Linked DNA regions of Homo sapiens: region 2 is linked to region 1. Evidence: read pairs that join two places in POLR2A ChIA-PET (ENCODE). Cell type or tissue: OCI-LY7. All regions are shown on one strand.

Evidence for each region. ChIA-PET counts read pairs that join two places held together with the same protein. Peaks named below come from ENCODE experiments on the same cell type or tissue, not always from the same donor. Only the 100,000 strongest peaks of a DNase experiment are listed, where the experiment ranks them.
Region 2: POLR2A ChIA-PET joins it to region 1 with 12 read pairs; 3 of 35 experiments call an interaction of 5 or more read pairs at or near these places.

The regions. Positions count from the first base shown.
Region 1 is chr12:47,881,212-47,886,211 of GRCh38, reverse strand. It overlaps VDR (vitamin D receptor), which reads left to right. Exons shown (of 10, transcript NM_000376.3): 2 at 3,438-3,518. Among named protein-coding and RNA genes, the nearest start is that of VDR, 21 kb to the left of the region's middle. RefSeq lists enhancers at 2,292-2,481, 2,912-3,021, 3,159-3,671. In OCI-LY7, no CTCF peak of the experiment used is centred here; DNase peaks (open chromatin) are centred at 2,801 and 3,391; H3K4me3 peaks cover 1,774 bases; H3K27ac peaks cover 1,895 bases.
Region 2 is chr12:47,990,989-47,995,988 of GRCh38, reverse strand. COL2A1 (collagen type II alpha 1 chain) reads left to right here. Exons shown (of 54, transcript NM_001844.5): 9 at 70-114; 10 at 226-279; 11 at 681-734; 12 at 1,512-1,565; 13 at 1,942-1,995; 14 at 2,127-2,180; 15 at 2,487-2,531; 16 at 3,058-3,111. Among named protein-coding and RNA genes, the nearest start is that of COL2A1, 11 kb to the left of the region's middle. In OCI-LY7, no CTCF peak of the experiment used is centred here; no DNase peak of the experiment used is centred here; H3K27ac peaks cover 272 bases.

The sequences.
Region 1 (5,000 bases):
TCTTCTCCTGGAAAAGCCCAACACTTGGTTGACTCTGTGTGTGGCAATTTTAGGAAGAAGAAGAATTGTCTCCCACTCTGTGGGGAAATAGCTTAGCTTTCCATTTCTTTCTAGAAGGAGTAGGAACTTTGGAACAATGTCAACAATTAGAAAGCCCAGTTTAGATCACTCCAGTCCCAACCTGGCAGAGAGAGGACCCCTCTCCTGGGGTCGATTAGGGGCCACATCTTTTGTGCCCTTCCTGCTCATTGGCATCTGAGGATGAGTGAGTCTCACTCACTGAGGCATGAATGTTGTGGTTCATCTGGCTAATGAGGGATCAGGGAGAAAGCTTCATCTCATTTAAGGTCTTCTTTCCTGGCGTGGCTCACACCTGTAACCCCAGCTACTTGAGAAGCTGAGGTGGAAGATTGCTTGAGCCCAGGAATTAGAGGCTGCAGTGAGCTGTGATTGTGCAACTGCACTCTAGCCTGGGTAACAGAGGAGACCTTGTCTCTTAAAAAGAAAAAAAAATAGTGCTTCTCATGATGGGAATTCCAGTCTTGGAGTTGCATGCTCTCAGAGCTAGAAAAGACATTAGCGGTCAGACTTCTTGTCCACTCCATGGTCCTTCTCAGAGTCACAGCTTTACCACCCTTAGGAGGGTCCAGTCAATGTGGAGTTAAACTGAGCCATGAGGGACTTTGATTTTTGTCCTCCCAGGGCTCTGCCCAGGACACCTGGCAATTGCCACCCTGCAAGACTGCCGTAGGCGAGATGGCCCCGGGGATGCCCATTTAACAGAAGCTGCCGCAAGATGGGGCCGCCTGTGGTGTGGGCTGACAGGCAGACGTGTAGGAGAGGCAATGGTTGTGGCTTCAGTGACTGGAAGGAAACGTGTTATCTTCTCATTTCTTGCTAAGGCAAGGTCAGCACTGGGGTCAGGGTCAGGCAGGGTTTTTGATGTGGGATGCAGGCCCTGGAGGGATGGAAGCCAGGGGCTTTCTACAGAGTTGAGCTCCTCCCCCTCTGCTTCTCTGAAGCTTAGTGCTGGGGGTTTGGTATTTCTAAAGCAGGGTCAGGAGAGGGTTGCTCTGGGGACGGTCCCAGCAAAAGCAGTGGGATGTTCTGTGTACTCAGAACATGAATTGCTGGTGGGGTGGGCGTGTGACGTGGCAGAGGGCAGGTATTAAGCAGTTTTTCCACCTGTCCTCCTTTCCACCTTATGTCTTTGCCCCACTTTCCTATAGGCTTGCACTTGGACTTAGAGGCTGAATCTAGGATATCTCTCCTAAAAGGACCGTCCACTATTGGAAAGTCGAGTGAGGAGGAGAGGCCCATCTATTGAATGGGATTTTCCCAGATGAGAGGGGCTGGGTGACAGAAAGTGGATGGAACCTGGCTGAGGCCTGCCATCCCTTGGCCTGGGGATCCTTGGAAGGAAAAGAACAATCCCCAGGTTCTTCCCTCATGACCTGGGGATTGTTCTCTGCATTGCTCCTGACTTAGTGGAAGTGAAAGGTGTCCACGGCTTAGGGTTGCAGAAATGACTCAGAGCTAAGCTACCTAGATTCAAATCCAGCTCCAAAGACAATCACCTTCCCTGCGCCTCAGTTTCCACCCCTAAGATAGGGGCAATAAAGTACCCACTGGAGGAGGCTCTTATGAGAGTGAAGTGAGTGAGGACACAGGAAAACCATGGAGCAGGGCCCAGTGCGGAGCAGTAGGCATCTGCTCTGATGATTGTCATTGCAAAAGGACCCAGTTGGGCACTACAATCAGCCTGTCCTCATTTGGCCCCAGGAACCACCACTTGCCTAGCTGTGGGACCCTGGGTAAGTCACTCAGAGTGCTCTGAAATTTGGCTTTGCTACAAGTAGGACTGCTCCCTGCCTCACAGAACTGTTGTGAGGGCTAAATGAAATAATGTATGCAGAGCTTAGCAGGCCTGGCATGTAGTAAATACTCCGGAAACATTTTTTTTAAGTTCCAGGGTGGTTGTCTATCTGGATGTCACCTCTGACCTCTGAAAACCACAGGGATTGAGGATAGGAAAGCAGTGCTCCTTTCTGCATCCACCCGGTCCCCACCTCACCTTCCTGAGCACCAGGAAAGGAGCCTGAGGAATCAATAAGGCCAGAGGAGGAACCCTGCAGAGCGTGGTCAGCTGGGAAGGACTTGGGCAGTAGGAGCAGAGGGGGCAAAGGAGGGCCTGGGTTGGGGGTACGTGGCAGCATGCCTGTCCTCAGCAGACACCTCCCACTGCCCATGCTTCTTGTGGGGGTGGGCCAGCCCAGCTTAGGTTATCTTGGCTCATTGTCCACTAGTGTTTTCCTCAGATGCTCCCTGGGAGCTGGCAGTACTGGAGGGGGTGGCAAGTGGCCTCAGTCGGCTCACAGTTCTAGGACCGGGCCCAGGTCTTGGAAGCCCCTTGAGCTCTCCCCCTTCCCTGCTTAGGCCACTGGAAGACAGAGGTCTCCAAAGAAAGACAAAAGCTGGGGTCTAGACATACCCCATCTGGGGTCTGACTTAAAGGCCTTTGCCAGGGTCACCTCCTGTTGGCATCAGAGAAGGAAAGAAGTGTGTGTTTGTGTGTTTGTGTGTGTGTGTGTCTGTCTGTTTGTCTATGTCTGCAGGTGGACAAGTAGGGCCGGGTGTGAGTGGAAGTGGAAAGGATACTATTCTGCCCATCCCTCCTTGCTGGCCCCCCAGCCAGCTGCTAAGATCCAGAGTCTGGGCAGCAGAGTCAACCCTACTGCAGCTGGGGGTGTTGAGCATGTCTGGGGAAGAGCTAAAAGTGGCAGAAAACATCCTGTTTGAAAGCAATGCTTTGCTGTATTTAACCCCTGCAACACCTGCTCCGCCTACACCCGGTCTCCACAGACAGGAGATCTCAGACACCTGCCTTTGAAGCTGTCCCAAGAGGCCAAGGCTGTGGGCTGCCATCCAAGCCTGCCCCATTCCCAGCTCCTGTGCGGCACCTCCTCTGCCCTGCCTGGGGCAGCCGTCTTCCCGCTCTTAGCAGCAGGACACATGGCCCAGTTGCTCTGCTTCCTGAGCTGCCTACAATCTGGAGATGGAGGGGGTAGTGAGAGTGTGGGTCTCCCTAACGAAAAGGCCCTTCCTCCCTCCTGACACCCTGGGCTGTGAGAGGAGAAGGAGTGCCTAGGCGGGAGGCTGTTTCCTTCTGCCTGGGGCTGGTTGCCGCCACCGCTTCCCACTGCTCCTGCTACTCCCTGCCTCGAGGGAGGGCCATCCTGGCTGCTGCCCAGCCGCCACCCCCACACCCCTGCCAGCGATGACATGGCATGCCTGCTCCCAACAAGCCACTTCTGTTTGCAGTCACTGATCTGGGGACTAAAGTCCCTGGAAAGAGCCTCTCGTGCCCACTTCCTTAGAGACTGGGGAGGCGGTCAGCGCTCCGCCTTAGATAAAAGGTTTCCCCTTCTTCATTTCAGAAGCCTTTGGGTCTGAAGTGTCTGTGAGACCTCACAGAAGAGCACCCCTGGGCTCCACTTACCTGCCCCCTGCTCCTTCAGGTAGGTGTTTCCTCATCAGCCGCAACTTCCCTGGCTTTCTGTTTTCAAGGGGCGGGGTGGGGGGGAGGGGCATAAGAAGGTGGTGGGCAGGGGAAGGAAGGGATACCACCCAGGATTTTGCAAGGTGGGTCCCGGGCCAGCAGAGTCTGCAACTGAGATGCATGAGTGTGTGGGGTGCGGGTGGGAGTTCAGAGAAGGGCTCAGGAGATGGGGCTTGCTGGCTCCAGCCACGACCCTGGCTGGGCTCTCCTGTGCGTCTGATGTTTCCTATCCAGCCCCCATCTCCTCTTTCTCTTTGCTGCCTTCTTTAGTCTCTGCCTGTCATTCCTGGGACTTTCAGCTCTCAAGCCACAGAGGCTTGGACATCTCCACATGTGGACTCTGGTCCTGGGCGCTGGCTTCTTGATAGCAGCAAATAACCTCAAGCAGGGTTGGGTCTTCTGTCAGCTCCCCTGAAATGGTCTCATTCACTGTGGGCCTCTGGCTGCTTGATCCAGCCTTTCCAGCCTTCACCCCCAGCATAGAGACTTCCTGATGTCAAGGCAGCACCCCACCCCATTGCAGGACTGCCCCGTTGCTGTGCTGTGGTAGTATGTTGTTCCACTCGCTTGCATCATAGCATCTCCAAATGAGTCCATGTGATGCTGAACATGTGTTGACTGATTTAACAGATATTCCTTCCTACCCCCCATTTGATTTCTCTGTTTTCCACGAAATCCACCGGATACTTGGGAGCCTGGATGACCCAGACTCTGTAGCAACACCACGATGACTCGGAGCTGCAGCATCTCAGCTGACCCAGGGTTAAGCCACAAGCATCCTGGACAGTTTCCCCTATTACCCCACAATGATATTGGGCCTCCGGGATGCTGGCCACATCTTGAATGTGTGCTATGTTCTAAAACCTGCAGGCATCAGCTTGGACTTGGGATGGTCTTTGGGGACAATGTTGATAGATCCACAAGCACTTTTTCTATTTTTAATTGTTTTTTAAATTATGAAACGTTTTGTATATTCAGAAGGGCATGCAAACACAGATATACAAAACATAGATGTAGTGTTTTGCTAATAATAATAAGAAGAAGATACCATATGCTCACTACTCAAAAAATAGAATACTGCTACTATATAATGCACACCCCTCCCCGATCTCATCTCTCCAAAGGTTTCTGTTAATCATTCCTTTGTTCTTTTTTTCTGAACTTTTCTTATAGGTTCAGGGGGTACCTGTGCAGGTTTGTTACAAAGGTATATTGCAAGATACTGAGGTTTTGAGTATGAATGAATTGTCTCCCAGGTAGCGAGCATAGTACTCAATAGGTTGTTTTTCAGCCCCTGCCCCTGTCCACTTGTATTCCCAGTGTCCATTGTTCTCATCTTTATGTCCATATGTACATGATGTTTAGTTCCCACTTATAAGTGAGAACATGTGCTATTTTGTTTTCTGTTTCTGGCTTTGTTTCCTTAGGATAATGGTCTCCA
Region 2 (5,000 bases), 110 kb before region 1:
GAAGATGGCACACTGGAGGCCACTGAGGAAGCATGTGTAGTAAACCCCTCATTTTCTGTTCCGATGCAGGGCCCCATGGGACCTCGAGGACCTCCAGGCCCTGCAGGTGCTCCTGTAAGTATCTGCAATTCTTTTTGCCTCCATCGTGTCGCAGATGATTCCCAAGCACTATGATGTTTTAGCAGTTTATAGGGATTGACCTGGTATCCTCATTTTACTTTTTAGGGGCCTCAAGGATTTCAAGGCAATCCTGGTGAACCTGGTGAACCTGGTGTCTCTGTGAGTACCAGCACGGCCCTGTCCCTTCTCTGGGGGAGCCTCTAATGATAGACCACTAGGACCGCAGCTGCTGTCCCTCCCAGGCTCTGCCCAGCTCTTTCCCACAGTCGGTGGCCCCAAGGAAATTCGGATGTCACTTCCTAGCTGTGGAGGAACTCTGACAGACAGCCCAATGTGGCAAGGACCACCAGGGACTCTGTCCTAACAGCCCCCTTTCCGGGTCACCCCAGCCTGTGCTATCTGCTGCGTCCCACTATGATCTCTGCACCTTTGCTCTGACCTTCCCATCTTTCTTCTTCATAGAAGAACTGGCTTCCAAAACTACAATGTCAAAGTTTTGTCCATTGCTTAGGTGTCTTCCCACTATAACCATCTCTTAAACTATCTTCCTTTGTTTGTAGGGTCCCATGGGTCCCCGTGGTCCTCCTGGTCCCCCTGGAAAGCCTGGTGATGATGTGAGTATACACGAGTAGACAAATGAGGAGCTGCCTCCTTTGAAAGGGCCTGGAGAGGGTGTGTGCTTGGGGAGTGACAGGGAGGCACCCAGGGTGGAGGTATCTTGAGGAGCAAGACTGGGCAGTCCCAAACCCTGACGCCATCTCCTATCTATATGGCCACTGTGACTGTGCTGGCAAGTTCCCTGGGGACCGCTTTGGATCCAAGGGGAAGACAAATAATTAAAACATCATTAGCCCCAGGAAGGGAAATTGAGAAATGAGAGAAGGGAGAGAAAAAATACAAGGCAGAAAGATGTAGAGAAGGAAAAACAAAGAAAGAAGCGTTCAACAACCCAGCATTATCTTAATTGTAAATGAGTTAGAAAAAGCACAGCCTGAGTCAGGATGTCTACAAAGGATGCAAACGAAATGAAGAGACAAGAATTGGCACTCTTGTGCTATTTTTATGAATTGCATTAGACAGTAAAAGTCTCTTGAGGTTAGAGAGAGCACATACAGTCAGCAGAACCTAGGAGAGGAGAGAAAAAGCCTCTCAGGGGAAGTTGGAGGCTGGTGAGGACAGAGGAGCTTGCCCATGGGCTATGCATGTGTCCAAAAGAATAAATGGTGACCCATGAAAGGCATCCAGGCACGTGGAGTCTGAAGGAGGTGAGGGAGATGAGTGAGCCGGTAGGCAAAGGCATGGAGGGCTGGAAGGAGGGAAGCCCTCTGGGGTGCCCCCACTATGCTACTGCGTCTCTGAGGAAGCTGGGATATCTCTCTCTCTCCCTTCAGGGTGAAGCTGGAAAACCTGGAAAAGCTGGTGAAAGGGGTCCGCCTGGTCCTCAGGTAAACGCCACCGTTCCCAGCCTCAGGCATCTTTCCTAGCGTCTCCCTCCCTGTGGCCTTAAACACAGTGCATCCAGTTCAATGAGGTCACTTCTGAGATGAAACGCCAGTAGCCCCTATATTTATCACGACCATGTTTGTAATTTCCACTCAGGCTCTCATGAGGGAGGCTGGGCAGTTGTTATTTATACCACTTTGCATAAAATGGGGGGTACGGGGAGGGGTGGTCTGGGTTTTACAGAAAGAGCTGTCCAAGTGTGGGGATTCGAGACAACGCCCTGGTGGCCCAAGGGAACTGGAGGCCCTCCTGCAGCCCAGGGCAGCTTTCCACTGTTATTTTACTCTGTGCTCTGAACACCTCCACTTTGGATTGCAGGGTGCTCGTGGTTTCCCAGGAACCCCAGGCCTTCCTGGTGTCAAAGGTCACAGAGTAAGTATCACGGGTGAGAAGGTTGGAAGGAAGAGATGCCTGGTGGGAGAGAAAAGCACTTTGGGGTGCGTGCATTTCTTCCAACTTGGGTTTCCCAGAAGTCTGATTGAACATTTTCTCTTGTTCCCTAGGGTTATCCAGGCCTGGACGGTGCTAAGGGAGAGGCGGGTGCTCCTGGTGTGAAGGTGAGAGGCCAGAAAGTACAATGGGATGGGGAGGAGGGAGACAATGAGGAGCCCCTCTTCCTAGCCAGGGAGACACTGTGGAGCTCAGTGGAACTAGCTCCTCAGAACAGCCTTGGCTGGGAACACCAGCCCTACATCCTGATGGGCCAACAGCAGGCCTGGAGAGCTCAGGGCATTGTCCCTCACAGGACTGAAGTTTGTGTCAGTGCGAGCTGAGATGACCAGGGCTTTTGGCGTCTTCCCTAGGAGTTTGCTGGCGGCCAAGAATGGGGTCCCAGACACTGACCTTGTGCATCATTTTTCCAGGGTGAGAGTGGTTCCCCGGGTGAGAACGGATCTCCGGGCCCAATGGTAAGTATGGACACCCTCCAGGAAGGTTTATCAAAGACTCTTCAGACTATCAGATGGCTGCAAAGAGCTCCCTTTGTGCAAAGTTCATATTCTGTGTTGTAGATTTCATCTGATTGTGAGCAAAAAGCAAAATGTATTAGACAGATGATTTGTTCAAGATTTCACCAACATTTCCTTAAGATACCCATTTTATCACACTAAAGATGCTCCCATTTAAAAAAATTCTGTTGAGTCTCAACATTTTGTCAAGCTCATCTACTGCAAGGAGCAAGGTGTGCTTGTAACAAAGGTTCCCAATAGGTAGCAACAGGAACATTCGTGTGTTCCGCCTGTGGAGAAAACTGTTGGGTGTGATCTGAGGCATCCTGGCTAGTCAAGGAGCCAGCACCATCAGGAGGTCCTTGTTTTCCTGGGTGTGGGCATCCTCCCTCTCCTCTGGTATCCGCAAAGGGCCTGCAGGTAGAAATGGTCACCCTGAGCACCGTAAAGCCAACTCATGCTTAGGCTGTCCTGGTGTGTGTTCCAGGGTCCTCGTGGCCTGCCTGGTGAAAGAGGACGGACTGGCCCTGCTGGCGCTGCGGTGAGTAATTGACAAAGCCAAACACCACCATTTGCCGAGCACTTTAGAGTTTACAGGTTTGTTTCTCTTGACCCTCGAAACAACCCTGTGAGGCATAGGGAGTATTGTTATCCCTTAAGAATTCACCCCCAGTGTGCCCATCAAAACTTCCCAGGCTGAGTCTGCACAGTTGAAGGAGGAAGGATAGGAATGGGAGGGTCGATGGGTGAAAGCATGATTCTCTTAACCAGTCCAGATTATCAGGTAATCCCTTCAACAACCACCACCCACTCCCTGGGCAATCCAGCTGGAGTTTACAGACAGACTTAGCTGGCTATAGCACCACCGTGCTACTCTCTGTTCTTCCTGGTTGCTCAAATGCCCTAGAAAAGTGGAACAGGTGAGCATCAACTCACAGGGCTCTATGCTGGCTGCTGCTGTGAGGGATGTTATGCTATAGTACCAGGGGCCACCATTCCATAGGCACTTCCTGTGTTTAATACCCTATATGCTTTACTTCATCTCATCTTCCTCCATATCCTGAGAGGTGGTTCTATTCTTCTCCCCATTTTACGGATGAAAAAACCGAGACACAGAAAGGTGAAATAGCTTAAGATAAATAGTGCCTTGCAGCCTTAGACTCTGGTGGCCTCTAGTTAATGTGGGAAATTAAGGGTGAGGGGATTGGCAGCTGATGGAGGGTGCAGGGTGCCAGACAGAGGCGTTTAGCTCTGATTCCTTAGCAATAGAGAGTCCTTGTAGGCACTTGGTCAGGCGAGTGATGCGATGAAAGCTGTGTTTAAGAAAGATTATGCTTTCTGCTGATTTCATACCCCCAACACCCAAGCTCTGAGGCCCCTCCTCACAGGTCCTTGCAGGGCTGGCCAAAATAAAGCAGCTTCACTCCGTTGTGCTGCTTTCCAGCTAATGTGTCTGTTTGGCAGAAGTTTCCCTCAAAGGCAGATCAGTGAAATAAGCAGAAGCCTCGACCCCCCTTTGTCAGCCAGAGCTGCTGAAGTGCCTTGCCCCAGGGTCACTTTGTGTGAGGGGATTAGAGAGCACTGGGGCTGCCAAGAAACACTGCCGTTTCTACAGATTAGCAGGATGCTGGCTTGTGGCCTTTTAGCGAGGCTCAGAGCTGCGGTGGCCCTAGTCTGCATGGGCTAAAGACAAGCTCCATCTCCTGTCCTTGTTCCCTCCTTCCTGGGCACAGCCGCCCTGCTTCTTGGTTCTCTCTGTTGGTTCCTGTCCGCACGGTAGTTAGGCTGGCAGCGTGTGTAGGATTTGGCTTAGAAGATTGACAACATTGCCTTTGAGCCCTTCTTTGCTACTCCTCCCTCTCCCCTCCCATCAGACTCCTCTCTGGAGTCTGCTCTGCGAGGCCTCTGCTCTGTGGTATCCCAGCAGCCTTCTCAGCCTTGACTTCCAGAAGGGGGCTGTGCAGTGTCCGGGGTGTGCAGGCCCCAGACACGGGGTAGGCTCATGGAGATCCAAGTGCTGATCTAGTGTCAAGGCTGGCCTGGAGACTGGGCTGGGTTGGTGTCTGCCTGCTGTGGTCATGTGCCCTCCCTTGGGCCTGTATCCTCTCTCCAGACTTGCTGCAGGGAGAGGTGGCAGATGTCAGCCTAGTTCTGGCCTCTCAGAGCAGCATGGCAGCTCCCTTTCACTCAGGCCCAGGCTGGGCCCTCCTGCTGGCTGACCCCTGGGGAGAGGGTGCTCCAGAGCTCCCCAAGGAACTGCTTCCCGAAGCAGCCAGGCCAGCCCAGAGGGGCTGTGGCCAATCCTGAAGCTTTATGTTCCTGCTGACATTTTTTCTAAGTTTTCTCTTGCTTTCCTCTTAAATGCCAATCTGGAGAGTCTCCGTTAGGAGAAATGGACCCCAGCCAGGAAGAAGAGTTGAGTTGTATTTA